Regions from separate parts of the Homo sapiens genome. Here regions 1 and 2 are each linked to region 3. The links are chromatin loops, found by intact Hi-C in ENCODE. Cell type or tissue: heart left ventricle. All regions are shown on one strand. Links, peaks and the distances in the headings refer to the core of each region. The heading gives the core; the rest is flanking DNA.

Region 1 (7,818 bases), core at 1,653-6,652, 120 kb before region 3:
CATGGTGAAACTCTGTCTCTACTAAAAATACAAAAAAAACAGCTGGGCGTGGTGGTGGGCGCATGTATTCCCAGCTACTTGGGAGGCTGAGGCAGGAGAATTCTTTGAACCTGGGAGGCGGAGGTTGCAGTGAGCTGAGATGGTGCCACTGCACTCCAGCCTAGGTGACAGAGTGAAACTCCATCTCAAAAAAAAAAAAAAAAATTTCTGCCTGTGTTTTTTTTTTTTTCCTGGTTTCAGGCATTGTCTATAGACTTTGGACCCTGCGGATGAGGATTTACTTCTCTTCCGCTTGCCTCTTTTCCTCACATGGGCTCCCCGCTCTCCCCCAGCAGAGAGATGTTGTAATGTCAGTGAGGTCAGAATGCGGTGTGTACATTAATGGACTGCAGACGGATCTGCAGCCCAGCCATTATTACTCAACCATAGTTACTGATCAGATTTCTTTTCTTTTGGTAATGCTTCTCATTCATCCCAGCACTCTGTAGTTGTTGCAACCTTGTCTTAGGAAGTTCGGGTGGCACCTGTGCCTTTCGTCACCTGCGTATCTTCTATGCTTCTTGTGCCACCCCCATCCTCTGGTCTTCCTTTGCTCTCATCCTCTGGGTTCCTTCTGCTGCTCTCTTGTGTTGAATATCTGTTTTGTTTTTTTTTGTTTTTTTTTTTTTGTCTCTGCTGTCATTTTCTTTCTTGGTTTATGCCATGATGTTGGTTGGGCATATAGTGCGCCATTTTCTGTGAATAGGCAGCGTGGGAGACAGGCTTTTCAAAAATTTTTTTTCTTCTCCCTCAGTTGATATTTTAGCATGGTGTAAAATTGCAGGGTGGACATTCATTTCCTCCAGAATTTTAAAGGTGTTTCTCCACTGTGTTTTAGCTTCCAGTGTTGCTGTTGAAGATGGAGGCCCTGCCAGCACCGGCTTCTGTGTGTGCAGGCTGTGCTGTTCTTCCTGGACCTAATGGGATCTGAACTTTTTCCTTGAGTTCTGAAGTTTCACAATGATGTGGCTTGGAGTGGGGCTGTTTTCGTTTCTCGTGACAGATACTTGGTTAGGCCTTTTCTGTGAAGCGACTCAGATCTTTTCATTGACTTTTTTCTTTGATTCCCCTCCCCCCTTCCATTTTCTGTGTTCTTTCTTTCTGAAACTTTATTACTTGGATGGTGAACCTTCTGCATCGGCCCTCAAATATTCTTTTATCTTTTTTGTTTTTCGAGATGGAGTCTCGCTCTGTCACCCAGGCTGGAGTGCAATGGCGTGATCTTCATTCACTGCAACATCTGCCCCCCCAGGTTCCAGTGATTCTCCTGCCTCAGCCTCCCGAGTAGCTGGGATTACAGGCGCCCACCACCATGCCTGGCTAATTTTTGTATTTTTTAGTAGAGATGAGGTTTCACCATGTGGAGCAGGCAGGTCTCGAACTCCTGACCTCAGGTGATCCACATGCCTCGGCCTCCCAAAGTGGTGGGATTACAGGTGTGAGCCACCATCCCCGGCCTTCATTCCCCATTTTTAAGTATGCTGCCTCTGCTTCCGGCTGTGTCTGCTGCAGCCTGGTCCATATATCCTCAATTTTTCCTTCCTTTGCAGATAATATATTTTCATCATTTCCTTGACTTTGGGAGCCTGGCTGTGAGATGTGGGGCAAGCTGTCTGGCTGTCTACCCACTTCTGTGGCTGACTTTGAGGCTCTGCCTGGTTCACTCATTCCCCCGGCAGAGGGACTGGTGCCGTCAGTTCCTGAGAGCCGGGGGTCCAGCACTGTGAGTTAAGTTAGTTCTCTGCTGGCCCGGCGCGATGGCTCATGCCTGTAATCTCAGCACTTTGGGAGGCCGAAGCGGGTGGATCATTTGAGGTCAGGATTTCGAGACCAGCCTGACCAACATGGTGAAACCCCTTCTCTACCAAAAACACAAAAATTAGCCAGGCGTGATGATACACGCCTGTAATCCCAGCTACTTGGCAGGCTGAGGCAGAATTGCTTGAACCCAGGAGACGGAAGTTGCAGGGAGCCGAGATCGCGCCATTGCACTCCAGCCTGGGCGACAGAGCGAGACTGTGCCTCCAAAAAAAAAAAAAGTTCTCTGTTTTCTGCACCTCCGGTTTAGCGTTGTCTTCCTCTACTCCCCACCCCCCCCCTTTTTTTTTTTAAACCACTACCTACTTTCCAGCTTCTGAGATTTCATTGCAGTTGTCTTCTCTCTGTTTCAGGTATGTGGTGGTTTTTAGATTTATGATTTTAGTGGGATTTCAGGATTGACCCAATTAGATGCTGCTGTCTGTGTGACCCCTCTACCTCCAAGTTGCTATTCTTCAGTTTATAGGTGAATAAAGACAGGGCCAGGCAGGTGAGGAAATTCCAAGAGCTAGGACTGACTGCTGGGCCAGGGCGGCGGGCAAGAACTCGGAGCCTCCGTTCTCTTCATCATGAGATTGTGCCTCTTATTTTCTCCCTGTAAATAAACAGCAGTATACATGTCTGCTTATTTTTCCATCTCTCTACTGGTCGGTGGCCTCCACCTCCCCAACTTGAACTGAGAACCTGCTCTTCTTGCTTCTCTCATTTTTTTGGTCCCAAGATCCTGTGGACACAGAACGATGTCCGGGAGCCTCATAGGATCTCTCTGGAGAAACGCTTGCTTAAGTTTATGATGCTTTGGGGTTCCAACCCCCTGGTCCAGAATTGAGTATGTGCTTCTTGGCAGGGCGGAGGTGGCATCAGTCTGGTCGTATGTTCCGTGGTGGTCGGTGCAGGACTGGGGCACACGTGTGCCACAGATGCCGAATAGCCCGTCAGAGGGCCTGGGTGTTATGTGGCTGTCCCAGTGGCCATGTGTTAGCAGATTGCATGTTGCAGAGTCAGTGGTGTCTGCGCGCTGGGGGCACTGCACAGCGCTGGCCATAAATCCATAGCATGTTAATGGATGGAGGACTTGAAGGGTGCGTATCTAAACAGCGAAAGCTCTTCTTTGGGGTATGGCCTTCAAGTGATTTCTTGCTTAAGGACAGAGTACTTTCTTGGGTAGAATTTTACAGCAACGAACCATTGAGTAGAAATGAAAAACAGTCTGGAACTTGGGACTGAGCCTTAGCCCGCAGTTATTTTAGGTATAGTTTCGTCGAACTTTGGAAGCGTGTTCAATGTGGTGACTTCAAAGTTATTAAACTGCCACTTGAACTCCAGATGAAGAAAGGTATTGCTTGAGGAGCGTTCCTGTGGTATGTGTGATGGATGCAGTTTCCTGGTACCAAATATTTCTTGAGAGGTAATTCACACAGAAAAAGCTGGTAGCACAAAGCCTCACTTCTTCAGCAGTTCTGCAGCAGAGCTTTCTTCTCCCACCTGCTTCCCTGTTGCTTGCTGTGGGTAGGTGGAAGGACTGAGCCTGTGGCATGGCTGGATTTATGTCAGTCTAGAAAATAAACATCTTTGGAATTTGTTGCCCTTCATGGGAAGCCTTGTCGGAAGGGGACTGCTTTGATTGAGTTTTCTTCAGTGAGGGCCAGGCCTCTTGGTGAACCCTCAGGGTCTCTGCTGAGGGAATGGCTGTCAGACTAATTTTACAGATGAGAAAACCGAGGCTTATGAAACCTGCCCAAGGCCTCGGCTAGAAAACAGCATCACTGGGGCGGAAGCCCTGACTGGGAGGCCAGCATGTGTGTTCTTTTCCTTCCTCCCGACTGCCTGCTCCCTGGCGTGTCAGATTCCCTGCACCACATCCCCAACACAGCTCTGCCCTCCTGACCGTCACATTGTCCCTCCAGCCTCCATGAAACAGCTGAGTTCAGGGCTGTGAACAGAGGGTGTTTTGGGCGTTTTTATTTCCTTGTTTTTAACCTTTAAAGAAGAGTGTGTTCATGTTTCATTGTTATTCATTTTTTTTGAGGAAAAGAAAAATCTCCATTTCATTGAGGGCAGGTCCTTCCCCCATAGCCTGGCGTGCTTCTGGCTGGCAGCGTGCCTGGCACAGCAAGGTGGGCAGCTGGCGGTGTGGGTCCTTGTGGTCCTGTGCCGGAGGGGCTGGGCCTTCTTGGTGGCGGTTGTCTGCGTGAGAGGAGGTAGCTGACCTTGGCTGCCACCCCCATGCCTACCGCCTGGTGCTGGAGCAGAGGGAGCCCTGGGCCTTCAGCCCACCGGGCTGGCACTGCGCTGTCTGTGCACTCCTCCTGATCGGGAAACTTGTTCCTGGATTATTTTTAACTGGCTTCCTGGAATTTAGGATTGTGGGTGTGGGGGGCGGTGACTTGGACTTTCAGATGTTTTCCTTGTTCCTTTATCTCCATTCTCTGTAGTGAGCTCTGAGCCCCACCTCCTTAGGGTGGGCATGGAGCTGCTGACTGGCTCCTGTTCATTGCCTTTCAGGTGTTGCCCAGACTGTGTTGTTTTGGATGGTGAAGAAATAACTGAAAAAGTACCCTCTAATCGAATATAATTTTTTTTTTTTTTTTTTGAGATGGAGTCTCATTCTCGTGCCCAGACTGGAGTGCAATGGCACGATCTCGGCTCACTGCAACCTCTGCCTCCCGGGTTCAAGCAATTCTCCTGCCTCAGCCTCCCAAGTAGCTGGGATTACAGGCACCCGCGACCACACCAGGCTAATTTTTGTATTTTTAGTAGAGACAAGGTTTTGTTTGCCCTGTTGGCCAGGCTGGTCTCAAGCTCCTGACCTCAAGTGATCCTCTCGCCTTCGCCTTCCAGAGTGCTGGGGTTACAGGTGTGAGCCACCGCGCCCAGCCCTCTAATAGAATATAAGGCCACTCAGTGTCACCTGGAGGGGTTGGTAAAATGCAGACTACAGGCTCTGCCCTGCTGCCCTGGAGTTTCTGATTCTGGGCGTCTCGGAGGGAGTTTGTGTTCTGAGCAAGTGTCCTGGTGTATTGCCGCCTCGAGGATGACACTTTGAGAACCACTGCGCTGGAGAATCAAAAAAGAATCCTGAATCCTCATTGCTCCCCACTCTAGTGAAGCACACAGTAGCCTTGCCCATTTGAAAAGCAGAGCAAGCTACAATCAGTGCTTGCAGCCTATGGCTTGTATTTCCAAAGACTGACTTTGGAACCGCTGACCTAACTTTGGGAATTGAATAGGCCTGTAATTATAAGACTCATTAGAGCCTTTGCGATTTTAGCATGTATTTATAAACCTGTTGGGGGCAGAGGATGTGTGTTCCATGTCTTTTTGACCTTGGAACCTTATTTTTATTTTTAGAAATGGGAATCTCGCTATGTTGCCAAGGCTGGACTTGAACTCTTGGCCTCAAGCAGTCCTCCTGCTTCTGCCTCTTAAGTAGCTGAGATTACAGGCTTATGCTACTGCGTGCCACTTGGAACCTTATTTCATAAGGAGTGCATCTCTCAAGATCTAGGGTGCAGTAGTCTTTTTGGAAAACCCCGAACTAGAACAAATGCTCTGAACCTGATAATTCTCAAATTTGTCAGGATAACTTTTCTTAACTGTGGTATTGCCTGCTGCTCCTGACTTCCTGATCAGATGTAGACGCCAGCCTAAAACTCAGGGCCTTTTTTAGTACCCAGCTTCCTCCTCTCTGCTCTTCAGCTCCTCTGCCCTGGGTGGGCTCAGCTCCCTGTGCTCCTCCAAAGCTCAGTGCCTGTTCCTGGGCCTTTGAACCTACCCCTCCCCATGCTCAGCCACTGCAGGATTCTCAGACTCAGTACCGCTTGCCTTCCTCTGCCTAGGGAGCCCTCGTAAGGGGAAGCCCCCGAGCAAGCTCTGTATCATCTGTCCAGCTCCTCTTAGCTCCAGGTGCTGGGATGCCGCAGGGGAGAGAAGGGCATACCCGCCGGTGTTTTTCCCACTGATGAAATGACCGTCTTTGGTTAGAATTGATTTTCTTTTCTCGGTAGCTGTTGTATTTAACACTTAACTAAATGTAATACTATACATATATTTCAGAATGGGAAAAAGTATTTCATATCAGTAGAGTTTTCAATGTTTGGGATGTTGGCTTTTATGTATAGTTGATTTGACTTTTGATTCAGAAGTGATCTCTATTTCTCTGTTATCTCTCCCCCCCATTTATTTTAATAATGTCGTCTGTTATTAGGGTGTACTGGATTTAGTTACACTTTGATTTTACCAGGCTTTCTTATTTGAGGGTTTTGGGGTTGTTGGCTTTGCTTTTGGTTTTAAGTGCATTGTAGTTTTTCTGAGGCTTGTTACAATTCATTACATGAGGAATTGGAAACTTTTTTTTTTTTTTTTGAGACGGAGTCTCGCTCCTTCACCCAGGCTGGAGTGCAGTGGCGCGATCTCAGCTCACTACAAGCTCCGCCTCCCAGGTTCATGCCATTCTCCTGCCTCAGCCTCCCGAGTAGCTGGGACTATAGGCACCCGCCACCACGCCCGGCTAATTTTTTTTTTATTTTTAGTAGAGATGGGGTTTCACCATGTTAGCCAGGATGGTCTCGATCTCCTGACCTCGTGATCCGCCCACCTCAGCCTCCCAAAATGTTGGGATTACAGGCGTGAGCCACCACGCCCAGCCTGGAAATGTGTTTTATACGGCATTTTAAAATACAAGGGTAAACAGCACATTATACAGACTTAGGGGATTGACCACATCAGGAAGAGGAGTTACAGAGATTTGCGCTCTTTTTTCCCTTTGTTATCGAAGAATCTGAAGTCTTTCTAAAACAACTTGTGTCATTCAGAATGCCTTCCCCTGCTTTGTCTTCTGCAAGAAAAGACGAGCTTCTGTGAAGTGAAACTACTTGCATTTCCTGGCCTCGGTCCCCCAACTGCCTGTGTTTATCTCTGAAGAATAAAGGCAGAGGATGCGATTGAAGTGTGCCATCTAATAGCATCGGTATTCTGGGTACACACTCCCAAAATTGACCTGGGGCCATCGGTGCTAGCCTTGGATGTTGTGGGATGGGATTTCATTTCCCTGGAGGCATAAAGTGATCACATAGTTTAAACAACTTCAGTTGAAAACTAGTTCTCCAAGTGGCATCCCTGGTTCCTTCCTCTGGGATGCATTACTGTGTATGTTGTGGAGCAAATCGTTTCTTGGGAGGCCTGAGAAGGCTTGAGAAGCTTCCCAACCCCCAAATATACAGACGTTTCTGTGCATGCAGGTACGTTCATATAAAATATGTTATTTTCTATTTTTAATTTTTTTTACCTTTTTTTTTTTTTTTTTTTAAGAGAGGGAGTCTCACTCTGTTGCCCAGACTGGAGTGTAGTGGTGTGATCTTGGCTCACTGCAACTTCTGCCTCCTGGGTTCATGTGGTTCTCCTGCCTCAGCCTCCCGAGTAGCTGGGACTGCAGGCGCCCGCCACCACGTCCGGCTAATTTTTTTGTATTTTTAGTAGAGACGGGGTTTCACCGCGCTAGCCAGGATGGTCTGGATCTCTTGACCTCGTGATCTGCCCACCTTGGCCTCCCAAAGTGCTGGGACTACAGGCGTGAGCCACTGCACCCAGCCTGGAACCCTTTTAAAGTGATAAACACCTCAGTACTTTTTACATGGCCTGTTGCATAGATGATTTCTTAATATTAGCTATAGCAATCAAATGAGAGTGTTTTTGAAATTCCCCGAAAATAATTCTTCTTGAGTTTGTCATTTTATGTCAGAGTAGTAGTAATTCCGTTCCTTTCTGCTGGAGGACTTGTGATAGTAAGGGCCTTTGGAAACCAGCAGAACAGCCAGTTGCTTATCGGCTGTGGTGTGCGAGTCCCGTTTCCTACCCTGGCCCCGTTATGCGTACATGGTCTATAAAAGAATCATGTGAAGTGGGGGGTTGAGGATTGTACAGAAATGGGAACCTTCACCCAGAAAAATATCTTCACTCCAT
Region 2 (7,818 bases), core at 1,458-6,457, 140 kb before region 3:
AGACCACAAGGTTCATGAAGCCTAAAATATTTACTTTCTGGCCTTTATGGAAAAAGTTTGCCAGCCCCTGATCTAAAGGCTGGCTATCCTTCTAACTCTATAAGAAGATCTTGAACTTCATAAAGATTTCCTCACTGCCAGATTAAGCAGCTGCACAAACCAAACCCCCAGCTCCCCCACTCCAGTGGATACAGAGCTCTTATCTGCTCAGTATCACTTTATTTAGGGCTTTAGGGCGTACCACCCCCTCCTTCCTGAATAAATCATTCTCAGTTTCTGGATTCAGATGAGATTATCTTGTCCCCTCCCACCACCCCAGGCCACTCAGAGTCCTCCCTGCGACTCTTGGCAGATCTGTCATGAAAGACAGCTCCCTTTAATCTAGGCTCTCAACCTGTTAGCATGATGAAGGCCTAAGGCTGACAGCAACTGTCTTGCTCCCATATGGAAGGAGCCCACCTAATAGTTATGCCAGCAGAGGTCAGGGAGCCAAAATAGGAACCCACAGAGTCCTGATTCCCTTCTTTGAATCCCTAGATGGACTATTCAGAAGCCAGCTTCATGTTCTGCAATTTTCTTCTTAAAACTTGACTGTGACTGATTCATAAATACTAGAATTCCCTGTTACATGAGCCCATTAATTACTCTTTCTGCCTAAGTTAGTTTTCACAGGGTTTCTGTGAAACTGAAAGAGTCTGGACAAGCATAAAAACTGGGACCATGGCCAGGTGTGGTGGCAAACACCTGTAATCTCAGCCACCCAGGAGGCCGAGGCAGGAGAATGGCTTAAGCCCAGGAGTTCGAGGTCACAGTGTGCTATGATTGTTTCATTGCAGTCTAGCCTGGGTGATAGAGCAAGACCCTATCTCTATTAAATAAATACATAGAAACCGGGACCAGGAGTGAAAGGTGCCAGAAGAAAATTGATTAGGTAAATGGTATGCATGAGGCTGAGTGGAAGACAGCAGAAATCTCAGAGTTTGGGAAGTTGATGAGCCTTGGTGCCAGTGAACCTCGATTTGAAGCTGGCTTCATAGACCAAACCTCCAACTCCCCCATTCCAGTGGATACGGGACTGTTATCTGTTCAGTGTCACTTTTTTTAGGGTATACCATCCCCTCCTTCCTGAATAAATCATCCTCTGTCCCTAGATGCAGGAGGGATGATTTTATCCCCTCCCACCACCCCAGGCCAATCAGAGTCAGGTATCTCTTGTGCCTTTGGACTCAAATCACTTATAGACTTTGGATCTGGGAAGTGCAGAGAATGAAGTTTTACAATGGTGCTTCCTCATCGACATCAAGAAACACAGTCTGTGTCAGGCACCACTGATCTAAATAGATGAGGGTGCTCCCTGCCAGAGGCAATTGGCCTGGAGGCTTTCAATACCAGGCACTGCCCAGCTGTCTGGGACTCGGGGCACGGACGGCCACCGTAATGGTGTGCCACACAGCCCAGTGTTTAGGAAGTTCTTAGTCTAAAAAAACCAGGCTGAGTGTGCTGATTACTTTTGTGGCTTTCAGTAAGTTGCAAGAAGAAATAGACAGGCTTCAGCCGAATTGGCACATCAGGAGGCCATGCAGTCTTGGATAAAAGCCACGGAATCTTGCAGAAGGAGGACTTTCCAGCCTGCACCAACAATCCCAAATTGGAAGAGGCATGTTTCCTGCAGAATGCAAAAGCTGTATGAACGCTCCCAAGTTGGAGTAAGTGAGAGTTAGTCAGAGAGGCGGGTAAACACCTGGGAAGTAAGCCTGAGAGCAGGCTTACAGGCTGGGTGTGTGACCTGCATGGTCACACATCACCCCACACTTAGAAGGGCCCTATGCTTGGTTTACTGCTCTATTCTCATAGTCTTTAAACTATTAATATGCTTTGAACAAGGGCACACATTTTTATTTTGCAAATGTAGCTGGTCCTGCCTGGGACTCTGGAGAAGTCAGAGAATCAAGTGACCCTGATCCTCCAAGATCCTTGGATCTAGCACCAGGCTCCTCCCTCCTCCTGCTGAGTACTAATTACTGGCTGAGTAATAATTTCCCCCATTGCCAGGCCTGGGGTATATCCAGGGAAACAGGGGCAGATTAACCCTGCCTATCACCTCAATCAACTCACTCAGAGGCAGAGAACTACCCTGAAAGAATAAGACCTTGGGCCCTAAGGGGCAGAGGGCTGAGCTTCCAGTGATGAGGTTTAGATTCAAAAGCCTGGACTCAATAAGCTTCTGGCTGCGGTTTCTTCTCAGTTTTCAAGGGAGTTATATCACCAGGACAGTCCCAAACTTGATGACTGTTTAATTCCCTAAGCCCATGGCTCTCAAACTCTGTCCCAAGGTGCTCTTGGGTACTGCAGAAAATTCAGAGGTGCCCATATGCAATATTTTACTTTTTTTTTTTTTAGGAAATATAGTGAGATTCAACATCTGTCAGATGCCACACTGACGGGTAGCTCAGGTTAACATTAGATCATGCTATATTCTTTTCAGTGGTGTCATATTATTTGCAAAGTGGTTGCTTATATTTTTGGAAGTTATTGTGATTTAAAAACACACAAAAAATCAATGTGGAACAAAAAACGAAGGTGGCAATGTCCACTGTGATTCAAAGATTGGGAAGTTGTGCAGTGTCCAACAGGAACACATGTCCCATCAGTAATTGGGATTACTTAAGAATACAATGAAACTATTATTTTTAAATGTACAGTACTATTTCTTCAAATGGCTAAGTTACTAAGACAGGAGTCCATATTAATTTGTTTGTACCTATTTTCTTAAATTTTTTTTTTGAGACACAGTTTCATTCTGTCATCCAGGCTGGAGTGCAGTGGCACTATCTTGGCTCACTACAACCTCCGCTTCCTGGGTTCAAGCTATTCTCGTGCTTCAGTCTCCCAAGTAGATGAGATTACAGGCACCTGCCACCATGCCCAGCTAATTTTTGTATTATTAGTAGAGATGAGGTTTTGCCATGTTGGCCAGGCTGGTCTTGAACTCCTGACCTCACGTAATCCACGTGATCCACCTGCCTCGGCCTCCCAAAGTGCTGGGATTACAGGCATGAGTCACTGCACCCAGCCTCTATTTTCTTAACTAATTGGCCTGTTAGGTATTTCCTTTGGCCCAGAGATACTATAAAAAAAGTCACTGAGGCACTAAGGGTGCTATGAAGGAGAACATTGGGAACTCTGTTCCAGGATATTCCCCAGAACCCCACATCTTCACCAACAGGAGGTGGGCTGGTCAGTCTGTCCCAGAATTCTCTCCAAGGTGGCCATGGAGGACCACATAAAAGGGAGCATCTCCCAAAGAGCAGAGCCAAGTGCAGCCCAAGGGCTGACCCAGGCCCCCCGACCTTATCTTCCAGAAAGGTTTCATGTACATTACGGACTGATGGATGCCTGCTCCCTTCCTTTTCTTTTCCTTTCAAATGAGAGTTTTTAAGGTAGTTTTCAAACATATCCTCCTCCATAATATATTAAACACATGAAGGGTGATCACATTTACCAATTAGAGATTGCTGGCCTGTGAAGAGCCATATCTCAGCTTGAAAAAGAGAAAACCAGATTGTCCAGAGCCCCTGGACCAGGAAACAAATGGCCTCAGTAGAAGGCAGTAGGGTTGACTCGCTGTGGGGAAGAGGTGAGTGTATAAATGGTTACTCATGGACTGGCTGTATTATTTGGGGAGGGGAGTACACACAAGAAGTTCTACATATGGAAAAAGAGAACGTGTGTGTGCGTGCGTATGTGTGCATGCATGTCTGGGCAGCCAAGAAGTGGAATGTATTAGGCCAGGAATCTTCTTTGCGTGGGGGAACTGCCCCTTCCACATTCCATTGTTCCATTATGCCGTTCAGGTTGGACTCTCCCATTACTGTGCCTTCTTGCCCTTTGGTCCCAAGAATGGACATGCACAGATGTGAATTCCTCCACTACATTTGGCATATGGGCACTGGGTAAGAAAAGGTCACTCTCTTCTCTCTGGGATTACAAGGACCACATGGGGCAGCTCTTGACACCATACCTAGAGAACCTAGATGAGAGGTTCTCATCTAGGAGAGGCTGAGAAGAGGTGAGAGGCAGAGGAAGACAGAGTTGATTTTATCATTGAACTCATCTTCTTGGATTGATCCAAGCCTGATTTAGCCAAGTGTTGATTTTTGTTGCTGAACTAAAATGTCCCTTTTTTGCTTATGGAGGTCTGAGCTAAGTATTTGTCATTTGTTATTCAAAGACTTCTGACTAACAGTATCTCCAACGTAGCTTCTTTGGGAAACCAAATTTAAAAAATGGCAGGAAAATTAAGGTAAAAGACAACATGCTTGCCCTTTTTGCAGGTGAAGCTTTGATGATAGGGTAGTGTATAGGTCAACATTTTTGTGATGATTTTAAGCTGACTTAAGTTTTGTGCATTGTGGAATGAGTATCTGCAACTCATAGGCACATTTTACCTTTGTGTGCTTGTACAATGATCTTCAAGCACATAATCCCCTGGATCTGGTTGAAGTGAAAATTAAAATGATTTCTTACAATTTGTCTTCCTTGTCAGAAAACAGGGCCAAGAGCTTTTAAAAACTAGTGCTGCAGTTGTGTGACTGTAGGCTGGATGACATCATCCTTCTGGGGATGATTTCATGTATGCCCTTTCTGGGTATGTCTGAAAGCAAATCCAGCTTCAAGAGGAAGGGAAATCTACACACACAGCTCTTGATGAATCTTTGCATACTGAAGTCTTTATGAGCAGATTGGCAGGGTCAAGTGGCCACTGTTTAGAGGGTGACAAGCCCTGTTCATTGGTTCTTTGCCAAGCAAAATTGCACATGAGAATTTTTCTAGTGAGCTCGTTCAAGTGAGTCCTTCTAAACAGCCTGATGTTCCCTGGTGTGAGCCCCCAGAACTGCAGCAGAGAGCATGTGCAACAAAGAGCCCCCTTGGAGGCTCAACCCCCAACTCCCCTGGTAAATTGCACCTCCCAACACAGGGGAGGAGGCAGTGGGGGAGAAAGATGGATCTTGTTTAAATCTTTTGCCTGAACTGAGTATGGATAGGCCTGCAAAATATTCTGAACCCTTTTCTGGCAGATTTTTGTCACGTGTTCCAGATGATTTCTTTTAATCAGGAATATTTTATCAAGCAAACACCTATGCATTCTCTGTTTCTGCTCTCAGTTGTACAGTGATTGGAGACTAGTGTTCTGGTTTCTATGCAAGATAAAGTTTAAGGCCTACACCCAAGGAAATATGAAGCAATGCTTATTAGCAGAAGTGTGCAATGTGAAGTGCGCAGAAAGGTCCACAGGCCTTGGCAAGGGAGAAGGAAGCTCTCATTCCTGAAGCTGAGCCTGGAAGACCCAGCTAAAGGGGGGCTGACCAGACACACATTTGCAGAAAAGGAGGTGTGTTACGGGCTGACTTGTGTCCCTCCAAAATTCCTATGCTGAAGTCCTAATTCCTAGTACCTTAGAATGTGGCTGTATTTGGAGATAGGAACTTTAATAAGGTAACTAAGCAAAAATGAAGTAATTGGGATGAGCCTTAATCCAGTACGACTCCGGTATCTTTCTAAAAACAAAGAATTAGGGCCAGGCGTGGTGCCTCACACACTCTGGGAGGCCAAAGTGGGCAGATCACTTGAGGCCAGGAGTTCGAGACCAGCCTGGCCAACATGGTGAAACCCCGTCTCTACTAAAAATACAAAAATTAGCCGGGTGTGGTGGCGCTCGCCTGTAGTCCCAGCTACCAGGGAGGCTGAGGCAAGAAAAATGCTTGAACCTGGGAGACAGCGGTTGCAGGGAGCCGAGATCTCACCACTGCACTCCAACCTGGGCAACAGAGCGAGACTCCATCTCAAAATAAATAAATAAATAAATAAATAAATAAATAAATAAATAATAAAAACAGGAAATTAGGACACAGGAACACACAGTGAAGACCACGAGAACACAGAGGGAGAAGCTGGCCGCTACAAGCCCGAGAGAGGCCTCGGAAGAAACCAATCTTGCTGACACCTTCATCTTGGACTTCCAGCCTCCAGAATGGTGAGGAAATAAATTTCTGTCGTTTTGGCCATCCAGTTGGTGGTTCTTTGTTACGGCAGCCCTAGCAAACTAAGGCAGGGTGCAACTGAAAACCTACTTAGGGTGATATCCCTGCAAGAGCCTGCCCTCTGAGCTCTCCACGCACAGAATGAAACCTTATTGGTACCATTCCTCAATGTAGCTGGGATATTTTTCTGGGGCTTTGGCATACCTTTTCTTGCTATTGTGTCATCCAACAATGACTAGACATTCTTCTTTAAACTGATCTTGATAATTTGTCTTCACCTACTGAACATGTGTAGAAATTTGTCTAAGCCTTCTGTTAGTTACTTATCCAAGCTACTCCTATTTCTCCCTTTAAAGTTCACCATGTAAGTCCCTTTCTTTAATCTCTGAATTTAAATTGCTAATGCTCTACTTGTCTAGCTGTTCTTTATAAAGCAGCATTTGGGGGTGTTTATCTTTTCAACTTAGAAAGAAAAGTGAAGGGATTGATTGTGGAATTCTTGTTTTCTGTTCCTCTCTGAGCTCTGCTGAGAGTGCGTACAAACTAGCTTAGGGGCAGCAAATACATAGGGGCTTTATATTTGGAGGGGCTCCATATAGGGGTATGGAAATATTCTTTGTGGTCCAGAATATATTTCAGATCATAATTCATTGCCAGACTGATGTCCTTAAGTGAACACAAAAGACAAAGAGGACCAGGGAAGAAAAATAATTCAATGGATAAAGTAAATAACTCAATGGGTTAGTATCTCCATGGAGACCATAAAATGCATCATCTCTATGGAGACTCTCATAATCTCCTTCTGGACTTACGGTAGTGTATAACCTGTTGTAATCATACATTGGGGGTGGAGGGAAAGTGACAAGAGGAAGAGGGTGAGAGGATGATCCTTTTCTTTCCTTGGTGGAAATGATAGCTATTGCCACTCTAAGTTTAATCAATTATGGTATTGTATTCATCCAAAGTTAGGATTCTGGGAGACCAGGTCCCTAGGATGGGTTAAGAGGCACCTGAGGATCTAATGTTTATATGCCCAGTACTGAACTGGGTATCTGACATGTATTAATAGTTGGTATTCAAAAAAGGTGTGAATGAATGAACATAATAGGCAATTGCACCGGATCTGATCCCGGGCTCAGGCCCTGTGCATCATCTCTGTTGTGCAAAAACAAATAAGGTGGAGACCTACTTCTGCCATGGGGAATACTCGGTACTACCTGCATAGGGCCAAGGAGAACCAGTAACTCCCATGTTGCTTCCTTCCCTTCTTTCGATAAGAATGGTGCTCAACAGTATGAACATTGTCAAAGGATGAAACAATGGTCAGTGTGGAGAGAAGATAAACAGGGTTCGGGGCAACAGACCAGCTAATGGATGCAAGTCACTGTGTCCAGAGAAGTTACATCCTGCCGGAATCTCCCTGTTTTGAGCCTCACTAGCCTCAGGACACAAACTAGGATTCCGGTTATTTTTTTATACCCAGGGTACTATGGGCCTTTGTCCCCCATCTGCTGTGACTTATTTGCTGGCAATTAGCCCACTGCAAAGTGATTTCTGAGCATTTACCATGGTAATGTCTCAGATCAGCATCCAGACATTTCCATCCATTCATCTAGTTTCTTGCTCTTTATCTTGGTGCCAGGTTATTGCCCTGGCTCTGCTGACCCTAGAAGAATATTTTTACTGTCCCTTTTCTATGCTTAGACATGTTTAGATCCACAAATATTTACCATTGTGTTATAGTTGCCTCCAGTATTGAGTTCAGTCACATGCTGTT
Region 3 (6,644 bases), core at 1,523-6,522:
GTCACAGGTCAGAACCACCAGTGTCCAGCAAGTAGTTTGGAATCAATCAATCATTCAGAAATAAATAGCTGAGGAGACTGCCTTGTCCCCAAGTCTCCAGGAATGAGTGAGTGGTGACTTCTGGAGGGAGCCTGATGCTGCTGTGTGGCCCGGAGCTGTTTGTTTGCTCTGCCCCTGCCTGGAGGTGGGGGGAGCATAGGGAACAGTGGGGGGCAGGCCCTCCCTGTGTCACTCTGAACACTGGGGCTTTAGAAACCCTTGCTGGAGTGTCCCCTTCCCCCCTCCCCCCCCACACAGAAAATGAAGACTACAGACAAAGTTGGTTGTTTTGCCTTAAAACATCAATATGCTGGATTGTGGCGTGAGGTATTTTTATTCCCTTTGTTAGTACTGGAAACCGTCTGGTACATCTTGTAAGGCAAATGATTAACACACGGCAGGCTCTTCGTCCGTTTGCAAGTTGCTGTTTGTTTCCAGCTACACCAGTCAGAGCTCCACAGAGAGGGTGCGTTCCTGGTTCTCAGGTGGGCAGGTGCTATGGTGCGGGGCGCTGGAAAGAATGGGGTTGAATTGGCCCTCGCCTCCGCTTGTTTGAGACTCTCGTTAGAAAGGGCTTAGGAAAACCAAGGGAATGGCAGCCACCCCATCACCATCGAGAACAGGCAGACGTTTCCCGAGTAGGGGCCAAAGCCACTGGAAACCGTGTTCCCTGTGCAGTCCGACTGACACTACCCCATGCCTGGGGGGAATGAGTATAAAAAGGGAAATGTTTTTGAAGACAGGCACGATATATACTACTAGAGAATGCGCAGTTTCAAACCACAGTTGCAGGAGGATATAGGAATAACGACAGGTGCCGGGGACTACGTACCATGATTTCATAGTGCTCTGCAGCCAGCAGGCTCACTAAACGCTCATCACGGAACATACCACAAATGGTGCTGATCAATGACACACGGGTTTTCATGCTTGTGACACAGACAGACAGCAAAACACCACGGCTTATTATCTTCCCATTGTGTACACCACTCACAGGACGGTGACAGTCCAGGTATTGCACTGGATCTCGGCTTTGCTTAACAGAAAACAACCCTGCTACGGTTGGAAAGAGTTACCACTTAAAACGATTTGGTCAACTTGCACCAAGAAGTAGGTTGGGAACAGGTGTTTTCAGGTGAGCGTGAAACCCCGCAGTGGAACGCTGTGTGCTGCAAATTGCTTATTAATCAGAGAAGTGAGTCCTACTAACTTCCTATTATTACAAAAGTAGAAAGACTGAAAAAAAAAATGAAATCTGAAAATGATCTCATTTGCTTAAGGCTGCACTGAGTGTATTGCAAACAAACAAACAAACACCGGGAAGTCCACTTCGTAAAATGCAGCAGCCAATAGGTGAAAATAATAAAAGAAAGAACTTTTTTTAGGAAGAAAAACACTTGCCCTGTCTTGTGTTGAACGGATGTGTGTGTACTGTTTTTCAGGGGCAGGGTGGAGGGAAGATGTCATTTGGCACTCTCGTAATGACAATGTTTTAATACTGGCACTAGCTAAAGAACAGCGCCCCCAGCGGATGCCAGGACTGGAGGTGGGAGCGCTGTTCATTCAGACGCTGAGAGGTCGGGGTTAAAAAACGCGGCTGTGGAGACAGGAGAGCTGCTGGGAAGCCATGTTTTTGATTTTCAGACAGGTGTTAATTTTACCAGGCTTCATTAATACAGAAGAAAGGAAACGTCTTCCAGGAAAGCAGCCACTGCGGAAACGAGTGTGTCCGGCCATCAATACACAAGAGACTCTTTGTGACTCAACACGTGGGGTCGCGAGGCAGAGCTGGTGGCACTGCGGATCACTTCCATCCACCTGCAACACGGGAACGCCAGTTAGTCAACCTTTTGTTTGGACGGACTCCTGACACTTTGGTGGGCATCGCTTACAGAAACACAAGGTGAAGTCAGGCCGCCTGGTTGGTAATCTGCCACTTCAGCAGAAGAGCAAGGGAACAGCCAGCACCCAGGCGTTCCTGAGGTACAGTGGAGACCCACTGGCCTGGGCACTCACTCAGTGTGGAGCTGGAAGTACCTTGCTGCAGTGACACTGCCCGCTCCATTGGAGCAGTTAGGAGCGAGGTGGCCTCTGGTTGCTGGGGAGAACGCTACCTCCTATTTTCATGGACATGGCAGAGAATGGCGGGACGTGTCCCATCCTGCTTAGTGGAAGCTCTCCCTTCCTTTTTTCTTTTTCTTTTTTTTTTGAGACAGGGTCTGGCTCTGTCACTCATACTGGAGTTCAGTGGTGCAGTTATCGCCCACTGTAGCTACCTCCTGGGCTCAATCGATCCTCCAGCCTTGGCCTCCCAGGAGATGGGACTACAGGCTTGCACCACCACGCCCAAATCTCCCTTTTTATATATTTGTGTATTTGCTCTCTACCGGTGCTTCTCAAATGGGTGCAATGCTGTCCCATTTGGTAAAGTCTGGAGACATTTTTAGATGTCCCAACTGAGGGGTTGCTGCGGGCATCTAGTGGGTGGCCAGGGATGCCGCTGAACATCCTGCACAATGCAGGACGGACTCCCCAAATTACCTGGCCTTGTCCCAGGCCTTTCAGGATCTGGACTGCAAGGCTGGACCCTTTGTCACAATAATAGCAAAATCCCAACTTTGATCAACCCAGCTCTCAACCCAGCTCTCGAGCTCAGTCCAGGATCAGATTTGAGAATGGCTCTCCTCTAGGTTCCTTTTTCAGGTGATGTTGTTTAGGAGGTGCTCAGCATATTGCTGAGGACCCCTCCCCTTCTGCCTCCCGGGGCGAGGAGGGCTCAGCAGGGCAAACTGCACAAGTAGTCGGCTTGGGGATGCAATTTGCAGAGGCCCAGGATCTCTATTCAAAATATGAATTGCAGGAACAGTCTTAGGCCTGACTGTTGCATTTCTTTCTTGGCTAAATGAAGTCTGCAGTCCCTGCCATTACACCATGTAGGCAGTCTCACTGGGGCTTAGCTTCATCATCCCGGACACGTTATGTCAGAGATCTCCAAGCAAGATGTCTAGGGCCTCAGCCAACACCGTGCAGGGTAAGGGCGCAGGGAAGTTGGGACCCCACTTTCTGCCATGAGAACAGAATCGCCTGCTGGTGTCGGGCAGTGGGACCCCAGGTCTAAACGCTTAGTTGGCAGGGAAGGGTGGGGCCATCTCACTCGCTGACTTGGGAGAAATCCTGATGTTTGGAAGAGGGGGTCCTCTTCTGCAGGGCCCTGTGCGTGGGAAGGGGGTGTCTACCTTTCGAACGTGTACTCGCTTTCCGCCCTGAAGTAGTAGACGTGGGACTTGAAGTGCAGCTTGAACACGTAGTCTTTCTGGATGTTCTCGGACTCAGAGGGGATGGTGAGCGAGTAGCCGAGCAGAGGCAGGCTGGCAAGGGGATGATTGTCCTGGAAAGGGGAAACAAAGCAAAGTGGCTTTTCGGGGTCAGCTTCTGCTGCTGGGCCTGGCTGCTGCCCCGCATCAGACAGGGACTTGGGAGCCCAGGCAGCTCCCTCCTCGGGCGTGGGCCTGGAAGGGACCATGGCAGCCAGTGTTTGCCTGTACGTGATGGCCCGGGTGGCAAGTCCCGCCAGGACTGAGCTGTAGATAAAGCCAACCCCCGTCCCTTGTCCAGGCAGAAGACAGGTGGCCCTTCCTAGGGCAGAAGTTGTCCTTCAGTGGATGATAATGTCAGTCTTCCCTAGAGTTGAGGGCCTCGGGTGGACAGGGCCCCCCGCCAGCATCCCTGTCATCCCCGTGACACCTGGAGCCCAAGAGGCCTGAGTCATTCCAGAGGAGGGCGGCCCCCTCACCTCATGCTGCCACCCCCAAGGTCCCAGGGCCACCTGCCCTGTGCGAGACACTTACCTGGTGTGATTTGTAGAAGAACAGGCAGAAGTTTGTGAACACCACCCACAGCTTCTGCCACCCGTTGCTGTTTTTGAATTTCCTCAGCAGGTTTCCAGACAACTGATTCTGAAAGGCAAGGAGGCCTGTGAGAAGCACAGCGGGCACCTGCCCCAGGAGGGCACAGAGAGCAGCTCTCCCTGCACCAGGGCCCTGGGCTGGGGCATGTCCGTGACTGAAGGATGTGGGCCCCACCCCCGCTCCCCCGTGTGTGGGGAGACTTGGCAGGTCCTGGGACCCTGATCTCATCACTTCCCCTTGTCACTTGCTGTGGGGCATCTTGGGGTCCCTGTGTCCCCCCAAAAGACACGTTGAGGTCCTGACTACCAGTACCTTAGAACACAGGCTTATTTGGAAATAGGCTCGTTGCAGGGTAACTAGTGAAGACGAGATCACACTGGGGTAGGGTGGGCCCTAAATCCAACGGGAGTGGTGTCCTGAGGAGAAGAGCCACCTTGAGGGGAGAGGGGTGTGCCCTGTGACACCGAGGCAGAAATGGGGGCGCAGGACCCCATGCATTGCCAGCAGGCGGAAGCTGAAGGAGGGAAAGATCCATCCCAACAAGCTCAGAGCAGCACTCGTTTTGAGGGGCCAGGCACCCTACCCAGGAAGTGGGGCCTGGGGTGCATGTGAGTGGCTCCCACATGCCCTCTAGTGGCCCAGGAGGCAGTTGCAGCCCTGCCCACCTCCAGGCTCAGGGCCGGCCCAGCCCCTGGAGCATTGTTAGGATGCGCTGCAGCCCAGCTAGGGGGCAGGGACAGGCACCTGTGTCCATGCTACCTCCAAACAACTCTGAGCAGGCCTGACGCACTGGTGGCTCATTTCGTCCCTTTGCCAAAGTGACATCACCAGCAGAGACTCAAAGCAGTTGCACCACCTTGTAAAGGCACTTAATGCCACTGAATTGTTCCCGTAAAAATCGTTAAGTTGGCCAATATTGTGGTATAGCTATTTTACCACAATAAAAAATACAGACCTCCGAGTCTGCCTCATTCCATCTCTCTGGGTGCCCCTGGCACTAAGCTTCTGTGCTGGGAGCTGGGATCAAATGGTCTGATGTCCCTGCCCTCCAGTTGCTCAGGGAGGGTCCAGTGGGAGACATGGACACTGACAGTAGGTCCGTGAGGGGCTGCAGGATGTGGGGGACCCCGCAGACGGGGAGAAAGGGCATTCCAGGCCAGGCAGGCAGCTCCAGCCATCCATCCTCCTCCCCCAGTGGCAGAAAGGAACAAGAAAATGCAAGGCTCCAGGTTCCCAGAAGGTCCTGGTGGTGGCCAGGGCTGGGCTGATGCCCATGCGGCATCTTGGGTCACGCAACATGGAGCAAGGAGGGTGGCACACTCCCCTTTCCTAGGTATTTTCATACTGACTCACATAATTTTCACACAGCAGCCAGCCCACAGTGGGGTTCATACATGTCACCCATCACAGTCTGGGCCCATTTGTTTCCAAAGCAGCTTCCTTAGCGCTCTCTAGCTTCTGCCTGGCCATTCCAATAGCCTCTGGAAACCTCTTTATCAATAGGCACATCCAGCGGCCCTTCCTCGCTCCCCACGGCCGGGCCGAGCCTCCCGCTCCCCTGTGTCGGGTCCATCCTGGCCTCCAGCGTGTTACGGGCCCTGCGCGCCATGAGTCTCCTGCCCTGCACTCAGGAGGCCGAGGCCATGCTGGTGGCTCCCAGACCTGTCTCCATTCACTGCCTTCACGAGAGGGTCAACATCCTTGTTCAGAACCAGACCAGCCTGCCCTGTCTCCTCGTGGCCCTTCATTGGGGCCACCGCTCCTCTCCCTTCTTGGATCCCATTCCCTCAGACCCTGCTGTGGGTTGAATTGCACCCCCAACAAGTCCAAACCCTCCGTGCCTACAATGGTGACCTCACATGGACACAGGGTCTCTGCAGATGCGATCGAGTCAAGGTAAGGTCACTAGGACGAGCCCTAAGCCCAGCACGAGCCGTGTCCTTAGAAGAGGATATTAGAGTGCAGATACAGGGAGGACAGCTGGTGACACGGCAGACCGGAGCCCTGCAACATGGGTGGAGTCGGGGACCCCCCGAGAAGAAGACTGCCGCAGCCACCAGATGCTGTCAGGTGGGGACATTTTCCCTCAAGGCCTCCCAAAGGAACCCACCTGCCAGCAGCTTGATTTTGGACTTCCGGCTTCCCGCACTGTGGGAGATGTTTCTGTGGCCTCACCCAGTCTGAGGTTGGTGCCGAGTGACGCCACGGGGAACAAATATAACCCCCGTGCCCGCCACTCCCTGGCCTCACTGTCCCTTCCCTCCTTCCGGTCCTGTCTGCACCCCGTCCCTTCCCTCCTCCCAGTCCTGTCTGCGCTCTGTCTGCTGAACAACTTCCCTGCTGTCCCGTCTCGCCACTCCAGCCTTAAAAGACAACTTGCATTGCTTTGCCTCTGGCCCTTCACTGGCTCTAGTGCCCACAGGCTGGGCAGCCCTCTGGCCATCCCAACATCTGACCCCACCTCTAGTGGGAGCCCCCAGGCCTGCCGGCTTGCCCACAACTTTTAGCAGAGGCCAGTGAGGCCACACGGTCCCCAGATACGCCCCTTCCTCAAGTGTGCCTACACGAGTCAGACGGGAGTGGGAACTGGGAGAGGCTGGGCACGGGACTGGGGAGAGGAGGCTGTTGAGTCAGGAGGAGATGGAGCTGCTTTGTCCTGTCATGCAGGGAGGAGGCCCTGGGGATGGCTCATCTGCG

Evidence for each region. Hi-C counts contacts between places; a loop is a spot of excess contacts. Peaks named below come from ENCODE experiments on the same cell type or tissue, not always from the same donor. Only the 100,000 strongest peaks of a DNase experiment are listed, where the experiment ranks them.
Region 1: a loop joins it to region 3, with 2.2 times the contacts of the local background. A loop is called at or near these places in 51 of 110 quality-filtered maps.
Region 2: it touches region 3 in a loop (3-fold over the local background); 57 of 110 quality-filtered maps call a loop at or near these places.

What each region holds. Positions count from the first base shown.
Region 1 is chr13:98,562,264-98,570,081 of GRCh38, reverse strand. The region is part of intron 1 of STK24 (serine/threonine kinase 24); the gene reads left to right. Among named protein-coding and RNA genes, the nearest start is that of STK24, 11 kb to the left of the region's middle. RefSeq lists an enhancer at 1,700-2,201 and a silencer at 6,573-6,867. In heart left ventricle, for the core only: no CTCF peak of the experiment used is centred there; DNase peaks (open chromatin) are centred at 1,791, 3,721 and 4,091; H3K4me3 peaks cover 618 bases; H3K27ac peaks cover 2,190 bases.
Region 2 is chr13:98,579,063-98,586,880 of GRCh38, reverse strand. No RefSeq gene overlaps it. Among named protein-coding and RNA genes, the nearest start is that of STK24-AS1, 5.7 kb to the right of the region's middle. In heart left ventricle, for the core only: no CTCF peak of the experiment used is centred there; no DNase peak of the experiment used is centred there.
Region 3 is chr13:98,443,449-98,450,092 of GRCh38, reverse strand. It overlaps FARP1 (FERM, ARH/RhoGEF and pleckstrin domain protein 1), which reads right to left. Exons shown (of 27, transcript NM_005766.4): 25 at 3,888-3,995; 26 at 3,276-3,427; 27 at 1-1,857. The coding sequence ends at 1,776. STK24 (serine/threonine kinase 24) reads left to right here. Exons shown (of 11, transcript NM_001032296.4): 11 at 1-4,908. Among named protein-coding and RNA genes, the nearest start is that of FARP1-AS1, 11 kb to the right of the region's middle. RefSeq lists enhancers at 3,984-4,033, 4,804-4,853 and a silencer at 3,964-4,258. In heart left ventricle, for the core only: CTCF peaks have their summits at 1,569 and 4,587 (motif pointing left); DNase peaks (open chromatin) are centred at 1,582, 4,582 and 5,552; H3K27ac peaks cover 217 bases.